2 separate regions of the Homo sapiens genome follow, and region 1 is linked to region 2. A link is an interaction called in ENCODE POLR2A ChIA-PET data of the cell type or tissue named here. Cell type or tissue: HepG2. All regions are shown on one strand.

Region 1 (8,000 bases), 280 kb before region 2:
TGCTCTGTGTTCCTCTAGCAGCAACTATACTTACCTCTGTCACTACACTTTTCATTTTGCATTATTATTTTTGTTGTTTATTGGTTATTTTATTGCTTACATGTCCCATTAGAACTGCAAGCACCTTGAAGATATATTTGTGTCCCCAGTATCTAGCACAATATCTGACACATGGTAGACACACCTTTTCTTTTTTTTTTTTTTTTTTTTTGAGACAGAGTCTCACTCTGTCACCCAGGCTGGAGTGCAGTGGCAGGGTCCAAGCCCACTGCAACCTCTGCCTCCGGGGTTCAAGCAATTCTCCTGCCTCAGCCTCCCGAGTAGCTGGGATTATAGGCATGTGCCACGACGCCCAGATAATTTTTGTATTTCACCATGTTGGGCAGGCTGCTTCACCATGTTGAGACAGGGTTTCACTATGTCGTATTTCACTATGTTGGCCAGGCTGATCATGAACTCCACCCACCTTAGCCTCCCAAAGTGCTAGGATTACAGGCATGAGCCACCACACCCAGCCAAGGTAGACATGACATATTTTTTATACAAAATGCATTACTCCTTACCTCTTGTTTGTTGCAAGGATGTTGAATGCATGTAAACAAAATAAAGAGGAGAAGGCATTCTGGGCTTGGGGGGAGCATAATCATAATAAATGTAATTTATAATTAGATAGATATAGATGTAGATATTTGTGTTTGATGTCTATCTTTTCTACTCCAGTACATTGCCAGCACCTAGCACAGTCCCTCACATATAGTACATACTGAATGAATATTTTCAAAATGAATGAATGAGAGGAGAAAGAGCATTTTGCAGGATTTCCATTTCTTTCAACCTACCCTGACAGATGGCTTTAGCTCCCCTGCTTTCTCAAACTTACCTACCAGATTCTCCCCTCTTAAGTAATAGATTGATACTTCCTTGTATCTTTGTGTTCACTGAGGGTCTAGAAGTCTTGAAGGAAAACCCCATGCAGAGTTTATGTACATACATGATAAGCCAGACTGACAGTTCTATCAGAACGGCCTTTTTCATAATTTAATTAAACTCTCTTAAATGTAGACATCAGTCAAGGACAACTTTACTGATTGTGTCTAATTGCACATATTTTCTTACACTTTTACTGAAGCCTATTTTTCAAGTTGCTTGAAAGACTGCTCCTATTTCTGAAAGGGGATATGCCAAAGCAGGGTTTTAATTCATTGCCTTTTGGACACACCGTCATTCCCTAGCTAGCACCAATCTGCTACAAAATGTGATTGTGTGATTACTTATAGGAGTCTCAAGCCACCTTTTTACAAGAGTTGGCTGGTTAACTACTAGAAAATTCAGAAAACCTGTCTGCCTTTCATTCATTTAGTCAATCAGCAAACATTTATTGAGTCCCTATTATGTGCTAGAAATGCTTATTGAGTCCCTATTATGTTCATTCAGTTAGTCAATCAGCAAATACTCTGTCTAGAATGATATGATTCATCAAGATCGGCTTCAGATCTTCCCCAAGGGCAGGCTTTGAGAGTAAGTGGGATTGGTGAGAATGGTGGATTTCAGCCTTGAACGTGACATGCGGGCAGCTGGCGTGTGTAGAGAAAGAAAGCTACTTGTGGGATCGTTTTCTATTGCTGCTAAGACAAATTACCAAAAACTTGATAGCTTAAAATAACACAACTTTATCATCTTACCCTTCTGTAGGCTAGAAATCTAACATGGGTCTCACCGGCCAAGGTGTTGGCACGGCTGTAGCCCTTTCTAGAGTCTCTAGAAGAGAATCTGATTCCCAGCCTTTTCCAGTGTCTGGAGACCACCCATAGCCCTTGATTCATGATCCCTTCCCCATCCTCAAAGCCAGCAACGGTGCTTCTCTCTAACCATTCTTCTCTCGTCACATCTCCCTCTCTGACCTTTCTGCCTCCTTCTTTCCCTTTTAAGGACACTTTTGATTGCTTTGGACCCAGCTGCATAATCGAAGATCCTCTCCTTTAATTCCATTTGCAAAGTTAATCCCCCTTTGCCACGTAAGGTAACATACTCACAGGTTCCAGGGATTGTGGCATAGACATCTCTGAGGAAGGGGCATTATTCTGCCACCACATGGAAGAAGGGTGCATGATGAGACAGCGCTGGGGCATTTTGAGAAGGAGGTATCATGGCATGATGGGAAGATCCTTTTCCACTATAAACCTGGGCTCAAATCACAGCTCATTCCTGTACTAACCCGTGAATTTGAACAAGTCATTTGACATCTCTAATCCTCAGTGTCTTCATCTAAAAGGTGTAGATAACAATAATTCCTTCCCAGAAAATGTGAGGGAATAAAATGTTTTTTAAAGTTAATGAAGCAGTGCTTGGCCAAGAATAGGTACTCAGTGAATGAGGAGGAACAGTAAGAAATATGTTTTGGCTGGACCATTAAGGGCCAGCAAAGGAGCAAAAGGAAATAGGAATGGAAAGATGCACAGCAATAACATAGTGAAGAATCTTGAATGCCAAATTTTATTTTACAGACCATGAAATGTTATCAAAGGCACTAACTAGAACAAGTGAGTGGCCTGAGCATTCACCAAGCAAAAACAAACGTCAGATGAATTAAAATGAGTAGCTTTGGCATTAAGATTCCCTAAGGACAGGTAGGCTAGGCCCCCTCACATCTAAATTTCACATTTTAAGCCAATAAGTAGAAAATAAATCCCCCAATTCTGTTGCTGCCAGTGGTGAACAGCATGTTGTCCTCTAAGCACTCAGTTCATGTTCACACATAATTTTAATTCTGCTTTAACTTCAGATTCATGGATTTTCAATTTATCCAACATCTGGAACACCAAGGGCACTGGGAAAGCCATTCTGGGAGGCTGCCACTTACACAGTGGGACCTCAATAAACATTTGTTGATCAAAAACCCAAAACATGGGGAAAAGGAAGATTTGGAAACTGAAACCAGGTCTTTTGAAGTGGAACATAATTTGAAGGGTTTAACTGTGATATATTGAAAAACATATTTTGCAAGTGAACAATTGGTGAAAATTATCAGCTAAGGTTAGCAAAAGATCCAGGGGAGGAAAGAAGGAAGTCTAGAGTCTTCATGCATGTGAAAGGGACATTTTGGAATTACTTTCATTTTTGTCACAATCACACACATACATACACAATTAGGCAATTCCTAATTACAAGCATCAAAAAATAACGTCAAATAATTCAAGAAGATTCTTTTTAACTCCTATGATTATTATGCCATCAACTATTCCTAACTAGTATTTGTTAGTCAACAAAGGAGAAGTTGTTTTGTAAAATTTTTCTGCAATCCACAAAATGTATTTGGTTTGGTATTTCTGGTTAATTAGTTAGTTCTATGTAAATTGATACATTTCTGGTAATAAAAAGAATATTTCAAAAATAACTTCTTCCCTGGATGACAGAACAACAAATAAACACTGTGCCTTTTTTTTTTTTTTTTTTTTTTGAGACTGAGTTTCGCTTTTGTTTCCCAGGCTGGAGTGCAATGTCACAATCGTGGCTCACCACAACCTCAGCCTCCTGCGTTCAAGCAGTTCTCCTGCCTGAGCATCCCGAGTAGCTGGGATTACAGGCATGTGCCACCAAGCCTGGCTGAATTTTGTATTTTTAGTAGAAATGGGGTTTCTCCATATTGGTCAGGCTGGTCTCGAACTCCCGACCTCAGGTGATCCGCCCACCTTGGCCTCCCAAAGTGCTGGGGTTACAAGCATGAGCCACCGTGCCCAGCCCAACACTGTGCTTCTTGCACTGATTTCTGCCAATAATATGAATTATTTTAGGGCATGTATAGTGGGTTCCACATGTGTTGAATTTAACCCCCTGATTTAGAATGCTTGTCAGAGACTTCTTTGCAGACCACAATGTCATTGTGTCTCCAGGTTTCTTTTAAAATTTACATTTGCTCCTGAGGAAAGGGCAAGGTAAGCAGAACTAAACTAATATTTGTAGAACTTCTCTCTGCACTGGCCCTTCAAGGATATCATCTCACTCAATCCTCATTGCAAACTAGTGAAGGAGCTATTATAATTCTCATTTTATGAGTGAAAGTGTGAACCCCAAAGAGTTTTATACCTTGCCTAAAGTCTTTCAACCAGTAAGTGGCAGAACCAGGATTTGAACCTAGTTTTCTCAGTCATCCATGGCTCTAGTTTAACTTCTAGCTGTCAAAACAATTGAAAAGGATCCACCAAGATAAAACAGAAGTCACTGATGAACTAGAACAGGTGCTGAAGCTATAAGATGGAGCCTGAGAGTCAGCCTTACTCTTTGACTTATGTTAAAGAAACATCACTGAACAATGAATTTCTAGTTCACTCATCTTTAGGAAGAAACCAAGAAAGATTTCAGTCAATCAATAAATACCTAGATGCAGTTAAAAGCTTGGCAGATAATAACAACAACAACCGTAATCATGATAATATGTACTGAGTACTTACTCTATTCAGTCCTTACTCTAAGCACCTGAGAGACGTTAACTCTTCTAATCCTCATGACATCTCTGTGAGGTTGGTACTATTATCATCCCATTTTATAGAGGAGGAGCTGGAGAAATAGTGAGGTCACGAGGTAAGTGACAGAGCTGAGTTATCCCAGGCAGTCCTCTAAACCACACTGCCTCCATAAAGGAGATTCAGGAGCATACAACATCAATAAACAGAACCATGTTAATACAAGAGTGTTTTTTATCCACAGAAATAATGATGCCTGGCATGTTTATAGAACTATGCAATTTATAAAAAGGATTCATGCATTCATCATCCCAACTGATTCTCTTAAAGTAGTCTGGATGTATATATTTTATCCATACTGCACAGGTTCTTTCATTCATTCAATTCAAATATGTATTGAGCACTTCAATTCAACTAGCTTTGGAGAGAGAGCAGTAATCAAAAAGTATCTCACCCTTGCCTTCATAGAGCTTACTGTAGCAGACAGGACATTCTTTAATAAATAATCACATGAGTATGCAATTACAAATGGTACTAAGAACTATGAATGAAAAGTACTGGGAATGCTGAGAGCATATAATAGGGAATGACCTAGTCACACACTCTCAGACTCACTGATAGAACTATCCTGGAAGGTAAGATGTTCCTGAGAAAGCTCATTTGAGCTGAAGTCTAAGGACAATTGAGAATTAATTTAAATGCAACAGTATCAATAAAAGCTTCCTACCATCCTATTTAAAATTGCAAGCATTTTGCATACTCCTTACCCATTTATGTTTTTCTGTATCAATTATCATCTTCTAATGTACTATATAATCTACTTATTTATTATGTTTATTTATGGTCTGATTCCCCCTCAATTAGAATGTAGATGCTATGAGAATTTTTAAATCAGTTGCATTCACTCAAGTGTTCTGCATATACAGCCCCTCGGTAATACTTGTTGAATGAATGAATGAATGAATGAATGAATGAACAAAGAAACCAGTAGAAGGTGTTTGGGGGTGTAGGGGCTAGCAGTCAGATGGGATTTCTCAGTAGACAGGTGCCTTTTTTAAATGTCCTGAGGCAGAAGAGCACATAAAGCTCTTAAAAGAACTCAAGAGGCCCGGTACAGTGGCTCATGCCTATAATCCCAGCATTTTGGGAGGCCAAGGCGGGTGGATTGCTTGAGCCCAGGAGTTCAAGACCAGCCTGGCCAACATGTTGAAACCCTGTCTCTACTAAAAATACAAAAATTAGCTGGGCATGATGGCATGCACCTGTGGTCCCAGCTACTTGGGAAGCTGAGGCAGGAGAATCACTTGAACCCGGGAGGCAGAGGTTGCAGTGAGCCGAGATCATGCCACTGCACCCAACCTGGTGACAGAGTAAGACTCTGTCTCAAAAAATATATATACAAAAATTAGCCTGGCATAGTGGCACATGCCCATGGTCCCAGGTACTCAGGAGGCTGAAGAGGGAGAATCACTTGAGCCTGGGAGATGGAGGTTGCAGTGAGCCAAGATTACACCACTGCACTCCAGACTGGGCAATAGAGCGAGACTTTATCTCAATAAAATAAAATAATAGAGGAACTCAAGAAGACCAGTGTGTCTGGAGTGTAGAGAACAGAACAAGTGGGAAAGTGGCAGGAGATGAGATGGACAGGAAAGCTTGGGCCCTTTGCTGAAGAAATGGAAAGTCAGGGTGGACAATCCAAAAAAAGGAGGCATGATTTGGACTCCAAGTTAGATATAGCCAACTCTGTCATCTCTCACACTTCTCCAAGAGGTGTGCATTCTCCATAACAGGGAAATATAGAATACTCCAATTGGAGAAATATTTAATACATTTTTTAAAGATGGTCACTTAACATGCTTGAGGCAGAAGAGCCTGATGGGTATGGTTGATTTATGAGTATCTGGATATTGATGCAGGGGGTGTCAAAGTGCATTAATTTTGTAGAGTTTCCTAATTCTAGTTTGTTAAAACATAATATTTAAAAAGTGGTATCCTAGATCATTTACTGTCTCAGCTAGGGATAATTGATATTGTGGCAGATAGCCAGCATTGTTGGCAGAAAGAGAATCTTACAGGAGGCCAGCAACATCAGACATTCCAGGACCCACTGATAGATTTCTACCTGCCAGCCCCAAAGCATCTTTGTCCTCTTACAGGAAAGAGCAAAGTGTTCCTTAGCCAGGCGGGTGGATGGTGCTCTCCTTTATGTCCCTGCTTGAGGCTCAGGAGAGAGAGGTTTGTGTCTTTTAATTAAAACAGATCTTTGTCAAACTAGTGTTTTGACTCAAAGCTTATTTAATAGACTCCCAGACTATGCCTAACATGTGGTAAGAGTCATGAAACCGTGTGGCACGGTATTACAGAAGGTGCTTTGGGCTTGCTTCTGTCAAACAAATTAAATGCCTGCACTTCATACACTTTACAAGGCCAAATTAAACACTCATCAAAGAGGAGATGCCTTTTAATGTGCAGTGCCTGCAGCCTCCTTGACACTAGCTAGCTTGCTCCACAAATCCCAGGCTGTCTCGGCTAAATACAGGACAATGGCATTTTCTCTCCTGAGCTGTCGTTTCCAAGATTTAGGTCTTCCCTACAAGGATACTTCTTTTTCCAGCAATTCTGAAATTCTAGTTAGCACCTAGAAGATGTTAGCTACCCTTTTGTTCTTCTTCTTCTTCTTCTCCTTCTCCTTCTTCCTCACGGAGTCTTGCTCTGTCACCCAGACTGCAGTGCAGTGGCACAATCTCACTTCACTGCAACCTCTGCCTCCCAGATTCAAGCGATTCTCATGCCTCTGCCTCCCAAGTAGCTGGGATTATAGGCACCTTCCACCACGCCAGGCTAATTTTTTTGTATTTTTAGTAAAAACCGGGTTTTACCATGTTGGCCAGTCTGGTCTCGAACTCCTGACCTCAGGCAATCTGCCCACCTCAGCCTCCCAAAGTGCTGGGATTACAGGTGTGAGCCACCGCACCTGGCCAAGGTAGTTCATTCTTGCAAATAAACATTGTTGAAAGTGTCAGTTATCCATCTTTCCTAGAAAGTATTAATATTTCATAGTAAATTAAATGAGACCAGCATGCCAGAAGCCCTTCCCAGACTGTTCACAAATTGAGGCTGTGATAATTAAAATGTGATTCCATTTTCTGACATGGACACTGCTACTAATTCTTTGGTTTCTATAAACTAGAACTAGCTAGCACACCATTTAAATTAAAATCTAGACTAAACCTTACATAAGCATGCCAGGTTGTGCTTTTGCCAGTCATGTATTGACCTGGGAAATGCTTTGATAAAGTACTACCTTGCTCTAAGTTATTTCTTTGTATTCCAGCTTTCTATTCATTCTGGAATTTTACATTCCAAAGGCTAAAAGAGACCTTGAAAAATCATCTAGACAAGGAATTCTCAAATATAAGTCAGCTAAACAAATGCATTAGAATGACCTGAAGCACTTACTAAAAATACACGTTTCCAGACTTCACCTCAGACCTACTGAAACAGAAGCTCTGGTTGTGGAATGTAGGGACCACATTA
Region 2 (8,000 bases):
GATCTTAAGAGGAAATATTAGTGTCCTTTTTCTTAAGCCACTGGTCTAAAATATCTGTCAAGCATAAGATTTAAATCCCTGACAAACAACTTCTAAGATTTTAGAAAAAGTTTTGAGTACCTTGTGATTCCAACTCTTATCTCTGCTTTTGAGCCTCGATTTCTACCCCCTCGTCATAGTCCTTACCCACCTGTAACTTTAAGACATCAAAGTTCATTTTAAAAAAGAAAAAAATAATAAGTTTCATAGAAAGAAAACCTCTCATATATATTGGGAGGGCTAAGACAAATATGTTTCTCTTTTCATGCATTTTTCTGGTTGAACTGAATTCTTTCACCTCCTCTTAGAAAAGTCTTCGACTGTGCCAGCTAGAAGTACGGCAGAATGGGTAAAGTCCAGCCTTGCTAAGACAATTTTTTTGGTCTGTGGTACCTACAGAGGAGGTTCTTACTTATAATGTGAAGTACATGGCATAAACTGGTGGAGAAGAGCTTCCTTTTGTTAAATCGTTCATTTATTCCACTGGCCTAATGAAAGTTATATGAACCACAATGAGTCACAACAATTACCAGTTTAATTCATTTTTTACCCTGTATTTATTTAAAAGGTTTGCTCTATAAATATAGGACCTGTAGATAAAAGGTTTCTCTAAAAATCACTCTCTTTTCAAGATGTTTTCATTAGTTAGTATTCATTTAAGTGGGTTCTACTCTGCATACCATTAAAGGTGTGTGTAAATGTTTTTATTGGTTTCTTCCCTATCTTCCACTTTTGTATTTCCTCTATAAGAGGCAGTGCCATTAACCTTAGCAGGGCTGAGTGTGATTGTCTTTCGATCAGCCCCATCATTGCAAACCACTGACCCATAGCTTACATTACTTAAACCACTGGTTCCTAAACAGAAAAATAGCCCCATTACCTTCCTTGGAATGGTGATGGGCTGTCTGAAAAGTCCTTTCAAAAAGAAGAGTGAGCAAAAATACTCCCTACTTCCTTTGAGAATAGTCCTTTCTTTGATATAAATGTTGCGGTAGTAGTACCTGAGTTTCCTATTTTAACTCTACATGAAACATTTATTGAGTGTCTGCTGTGTTCAGGGTGCTGTTGAAGACACATGGCTATAGCAACATGTTTTGGATGCAGTCCTTTAAGAGCCATACTTTTTTATGCAGGTGATAGGCAGGTTTGCACCTAATAACAATGCAGGGTAAATATGCTAAGTGCTCTAACTGTGAAACAAAGTGCTCTGAGAATGTGGAAAAGAGAATGCTTTAATTCAGACTTTAGGGACAGGAAGCGGAAAGTTAGATTTCAACCAGCAGAGAAGGGTAAGGAGGATAGAGAAAGAGGTTCCAAAAAAATAAAAAAGCACCCCCAAAGGCATAGTGTGGTCTGAAAGTTTATGATGAGCTTGGATAATCGCCAAGTAGTGTGGTATGGCCTTTGCAAGGTAATGAGGGGATGGAGGTAAGGCATTCATGCTTTTGTATAACTGATACGGTTTGGCTCTGTGTCCCCACCCAAATCTCATCTCGAATTGTAATCCCCACATGTCGAGGGAGGAGGGAGCTGTAATTCCCATGTGTCAAGGGAGGGAAGTGATTGGATTATGGGGGCAGTTTCCCCCACGTTGTTCCCATAATAGTGAGTGAATTCTCAAGAGATCTGATGGTTTTATAAATGGTATTTTCCTGTGCTCACACACGCTCTCTCTTGCCTGCCACCGTGTAAGATGTGTCTGCTTCCCCTTCAACCAGGATTGTAAGTTTCCTGAGGCCTCCCCAGCCATGCAGAACTGTGACTCAAGTATACCTCTTTTTTTAAAAAAATAAATAAAATAAGTTACCCAGTTCTTGGTGGTATTCTCTATAGCAGTGTGAAAATGGACTAACGTACTACCCTTTTAGATAATCCTTGCAGCATAAGACAAAGAAACGATCAGTTCACCTTTGGCCATGGACTCACTGTCACCAGAGCTTGCTTTAACCCAATTCTGTAGTTCAGCCAGTCAGAATGTTGGTAGAAAATGCATTAAATCAGGAACCCAGAAAACAGGCTTCTATTCCTGGCTCAGCTATTCATTGACTATGATTTTGGATAAATAACTGTTTCTCTCTGAGCCTTGGTTTACTTCCGTAAATTGGAGATAATAATACTACCTACCTCATGGCTGTTGAGAGTCTTAAATGAGACCATGCCTACAAGGTGTTTAGCAGGGTCCTCAGCATATAGCCAGTACTCAAAAAGTAGAAACAACTTAAAAAGATTTTTATACTTCATTGCCCATCTTCATTGAACTGGACTTTATTTTACTTATTGATAACTTACAACACGCTGGGAGAAACGTCCCGGTGTTTCAAAGTGACTGCGTTAACTTGGAAAATAAGATCCTATTTATTTCCTTCCGAGTAATAGTCATCCTAACATACTGCTCACTTGTGTTTGTAGAGTAGTTATTTTGAAATTTTTGAGACCTGAACTTATGAAATGTACTTTCATGCATTTCTAAAATAATTGTATACTAGAGCTCTTTTCCATTGCTTGACAGTTGTTCATGAGTGTTCCAGTGAGTTTATAGAAGCTAAAAAGAAGATGATCTTCTCTAGTTACATTCTAAGTGCTGAATTTTTCCTTCCTTGACAGATTCCCATCCGGTATCAAGAGGCTCTAAAGATCCCTCAAATCACTGTTGGCATTTAGTGCCATTCCAGCAATTTTGCATCTTGATCTTTTTATTGATTAGAATTTTACCTTCCTTTTCAATCTTTTGAACTCTCTTCTGAACTTTGAAGACTCAAGTGTTTGAAATCTTGATCTGGGTCTGTCTTAGGCTATACAGAAGAGAGCTTTAACTTATGTTTCCAAAATGAGGCCACTACCTCTTTAATTTTTCTTTTTAATTTAATCTCAATGTCTGTAGAAGAAAAGCTTTCACTTAAAGCACAAACTTTATGAAAAGCATTTTTGTTAAAGGGAAATCTTAATGGGAAGAACTGTAGATAACAAATTTGAGGAAAATGTCTGGCAACACAGACTTCTGCAAGTTTGAGGCTCTTGGTGAAATCTCAAACAGTCCAAATGGAAAATTACCCAGTCTGTTTCCTCAAGATAGACTTGTTTGTACAGCGACTCAAAGTTTAAATGGCTGAACAGTAGGTACACACGCTGTACTTATAAGCTGTTTGTATTACAATGCTCTGTTTTTAACCTCCTTTTAGTTTGGAACACAAGCTGGTTAATGTCTTAGTTCTGTGCTTCCTGGATTATTAGTGAATAGCTAAGTTGTATTTAATAAACAGAAAGAAAGTAACAAACAGGCCAATACCTTCACTGAGAAAGCTTCTCATCTCTGAGATTTTTACTTCTGTTTGTTATGCAGAATATTTTAAAATTAGATAATGTTTTATACTCATGAGATGAAAGAGTTTTCAAATATCTGAGGGTTTGTGAGTATATCCGTATTTTTGAGAGTCCCAGTAAAAGTTTCTGGAACTTACAAAAAACTCATCCATGAGCTGGCCAGGTCCTCTCAAGGAGCAAATCAACTGAGGATGACATTAAAAAAAATTTTTTTAACTTGTTTCAACAGTTGTTTTCCGCATTTCCACAGTAATTACCATGCTTACCAGTAAGATACAATTCATCTCTGGATCATATTTTATGTGTTTTAGGCAATAGCAGTGATAGCTAACAATTACACTCTAGAGTTTTACAAAACACTTGCTTATGCGTTATCTCATGAGGTACCTGACAGATCTTCTAAGTATAATTTTATGATATTCCAGCAGATCTATACCAGTTTCACTAGAGTATGAGTAATAAGCATATTGAATTTTTAAAAATTGACACCTGTCTGAAATTTTTAAGAACAAGGCCATTTAGAAAATTAGATTTCAAGAACTCTAAATACTTACTTATATTATACAAAAATGTTACAGAAAGTACCATTAAGCATGGCTATTTCTATATATTCTTCGATAGCCCACAGAAATTTATTTAAAATAATTCTCCACAATGACTAATCCATTACAACCAATATTGTTTTAGTTCTTTCTCATGAAAATAGACTACTAAAATTATAGTCTTTCTAGTTACCCAGTATACATATACACATATATATATGTATGTATGTATATATACACACACATACCATATGTAAGCTGGCTATATATGTGTATATATATGTATATACACACACACCCATATGTAAGCTCGATATGTATGTATGTGTTTATATATGTACCTATACACATAGAGGTACATACACATGTATAAACCTCCATTTTTATAAAGATTGGTGGCTTATAAGAATACATACAGTAAGATAGAAAATATAAACAAGTAAAAAATGAGAATTAGGAAATACATAAATTAAAGTAGAAAGGTAAAAATCAGAGAAAAAGAATTGAACAAAGGTTCTACCATATGGTTCTACATAGTTAATAACATTGAGATATAAGTTTGATTCTGAGTTTCCTGGCAGCCAAAGGAAAAAGAGAAACGTATGATTAATCATGTGGTTCTCATTACCCATGAGAAAATACATACCAGTTCCTCAAGGGAAGGAAGCTTTCCCTGGCACTTAATTGTGATGTAAATTTCTCACGTAGAACTTCAGCAGGAGGACACCGGGTGATATGCTAACAGTCAGTGCTATTCAAGTAGATAGACTAAAGGATTTGGTAAGATAGCTTCTTTTAGGGCCCACTAACTAGAAACTGAGAACCTAATACAAAAGTGTAACTCAATAAAAGTGATTCTGAGTGATCCATGAAAGTAACTTGCTGCCAATCCATCAGGACTTTTATAAGAGCTGGAGAAATTCACATCATGAAATTTATAAATCCTGAGAAGCAGGTAGGTCTCATAGTCCTTGGATGATTTTAAATATTTCTCACAGCCAAACTTTTGATTAAAGCTGAGCCACAGACAGTTCCCATTGGTGTTTTTTAAGAACTGATATTTTCTTAAGGACTCGACTTTACAGAGTAAACAAACAGGATTGGCCTTACAAGGTAAAAACTGAAGCTCCTGAATATAGGAAAAGCAAGCATTTACCCTTGTGGTTATTTTTTAAAGTGCTTTTTAAAAATTCCTCTCATTATCTTCCCTTGATAGATTTCCTGAAGATTTATTTAACAGTATAATGTCTATTGTTATTTAAAGAGAAATGAGGTTTAGAATGCAGAGCCTTTTTTAAGAGAGTATGAACATGCTGATTTAGTTCACCTCCAAACAGAAATGATTGACATCAGATTCTTCCTGAAAGCAGTTTCTCCTGTGGAAAGAACTTTGGGTTCTTCAAGGGGAGTGAAATGGTAGGTTCTGTCTGAGCCAGGTCACCTACAAAAGCAAACAACAATGCTGTTTCCTAAGGTGGTTGTTGGCAGCACTTAGCCGCTGCTGACCTGGTAACCTTTCCTTTGAGTCTCATCCATAGCTCTCCTCTGAGAGAGAACTTTCCCATTTACAATATTACTTGGACACACTACTGTTGCTTAGGACCAAAAGGGTTATTTACACAGGGGAGATAGTGGTAGGTGTGAAGGTATGTGTTGTGACAACTGCCATTTACCCATGCAGTGGGCAGAGTTTCTCTTTTGACCTTGTTCATTCATAGCAGTGAAGTGTGGGCTAGGACCTGTAACATCTCCTAGTTTTAAATGCTCCGGATGGGTACTCTACAAAAGTCTTGGTCATATAGAACCTATATGGAATGCAGTCATGTTAAGAAATTGTTAAGCTGTTGATCATGATATTATACTGTTAAACATAACAGTACAAAAAGAGGGTTTTGTTCTCCAAATAGCTAATTCATAGCTACAGTTATTTTTTTAGTGTACAACCTCAGATTTATTTCATCAGAGAGCAACTGGGAGGTCCCAGGACAGTGACTAAGTGGGAATATGCAGCAATGACGAGTAAAAGCTTAGTTTCTAAGAATCTCAGTTTTTGTGGAAATCCCCTTTAGACTAATGATACAAGAGAAAACATGTGGTGTGTGTTGGGTAGATCATTCCCCAACAGGATGTTTTATTTTTTGTGTTTAGTCTTCGTCCATAGTAACAATTATAATGAATGCATCAAAAATAAAGCCTGCAGACCTTGTGACCTATCTTGTAATCAGCACAAATTAGTTTTAGGGCAGGAAAATCCAGCTGCATATTAGTTTTATTAGATGTTCCCAAACATTTTATTGCAATATTTTGGAAAAAACATCCACAAACAAACCTAAGTTTTCAATGTGTTTCCTATTCAATATGTATTTTGTTTTGAAGGATAATTAGATTGTATGTTTATAATTCCTTTGTTCTTAATTCATCAAATTGCTGCCTTTTGGGAAAATAATTTCAGCATAGGAAAATTACTCTTTTTTTCACCAACCTGTTCTCAGAAAGGGAAATGTATCTTTAGTACACCCCCAACTCCCAAAAATGTTCTCCACATTCTAAAAATGCTTTTAAAAGTTCAAACCATTATTCCTCATTTGGTTCTAATGATATTGAAATGGTTTTTTCCTATTTTGAGGGTCACAATTGCTACTGTTAATCTAATGGCTAAATGATCTGTGCACTGTGTCTGCTTTTCATCTTCATTCTCTTTTTATTGGTGAGGAAACTGAGGCTCAAAGCGATTAAGTACCTTGCACAGGTCAAATGGCTTCTAAGAGGCAGAATGTAATCATTCCTTCTCTCAACATTCAGGAAATATTTAATGAGCCCATACTTTATTCCAGATACCTTGGTAGTTGCACAGGATACATCACTGAATAATAAAATCCCTGCCCCTCAAGGAGCTTACCTTCTAGTTGATGGAGACAGATAATTAAAATATCAATGAGAAAAGTATCTAGTGCATGAGATGATAATAAGTGCTATGGAGAAAAATTAAGAAAGAAAGAGGAATAGGGAGTCCAGAGTAGTTTTGGTTTGAAAGGCAATGATGGCCACAAACACATTGCTAAGAAGTTGACATTTGAACAAGACCTAGAAAAGGTGAGGGAGTGCGACACACAGATTTCCTTGGGGAAGACTAGTGTGGATGGAATGAAGACAGCAAGGTGAGCAGGAGAAAAGGAACTCAGGTAAAAGCCTGGGGCAGTTCATGCAGGACAGTGGCTGTTTGACTTCAGCAGCATAAGAATCACTTGGAAGTCTTATTAAAACACAGATCTCTGGGCACTACCCTTACAGTTTCTGATTCAGAAGTTTGCATTCCTAACAAGGGTCCAAGTGATGCCAGTGCCACTGGTCCAGGGATCACACTTGAGATCCACTGAAGCTATTGGGAGGCTTTGGCTTTTCCTCTTAATAACATGAATGCCATTTCCAGGAACTGAGAATAGGAGAAACAAAATCTCTTTATGCTGTTCCGAGTACACTGTAGGAGACAAGGGCAGAAGAAGGGAAACCAACTAGGGTTCTACTATAGTAATCAAAATAAGAGATCAGGGTGACATTGGCCGGGCGCGGTGGCTCACGCCTGTAAACCCAGCACTTTAGGAGGCCAAGGTGGGCCAGATCACTTGAGGCCGGAAGTTCGAGACCAGCCTGGCCAACATGATGAAACCCCGTGTCTACTGAAAATAGAAAAATTAGCTGGGCATGGTGGCACGTGCCTGTAATCCCAGCTACTCAGGAGGCTGAGGTGAGAGAATTGCTTAAACCTGAGAGGTGGAGGTTGCAGTGAGCCAAGATCACGCCACTGCACTCCAGCCTGGGCAACAGAGCGAGACTCCATCTAAAAAAGAAAAAGAGAGAGAGAGAGAGATCAGGGTGACATCATTGAGCTATGCTCTCTCTCCATTCTGAGTTTATTTGAGGTTGTCCTCTAAAGCAAAAGCATACTAAGCATTAGTTATGTCAACCTAAAATTCCTTTGGTTAAATCTTCAGTTTAATTAGTGTATGAATTCCTTTTCAAAGAGCTGCTTGCCCACAACTTTGAGAAACGGGTGGAAAATATGGGGAGTTTATAGTTGGGATACGTTTCAAATATGGC

Evidence for each region. Peaks named below come from ENCODE experiments on the same cell type or tissue, not always from the same donor. Only the 100,000 strongest peaks of a DNase experiment are listed, where the experiment ranks them.
Region 1: POLR2A ChIA-PET joins it to region 2 with 6 read pairs; 2 of 35 experiments call an interaction of 5 or more read pairs at or near these places.

Annotation. Positions count from the first base shown.
Region 1 is chr1:61,014,762-61,022,761 of GRCh38, forward strand. No RefSeq gene overlaps it. Among named protein-coding and RNA genes, the nearest start is that of NFIA-AS2, 48 kb to the left of the region's middle. In HepG2, no CTCF peak of the experiment used is centred here; no DNase peak of the experiment used is centred here; H3K27me3 peaks cover 2,108 bases.
Region 2 is chr1:61,296,533-61,304,532 of GRCh38, forward strand. The region is part of intron 3 of NFIA (nuclear factor I A); the gene reads left to right. Among named protein-coding and RNA genes, the nearest start is that of NFIA-AS1, 47 kb to the left of the region's middle. RefSeq lists an enhancer at 4,267-4,865. In HepG2, no CTCF peak of the experiment used is centred here; DNase peaks (open chromatin) are centred at 3,129 and 5,469; H3K4me3 peaks cover 694 bases.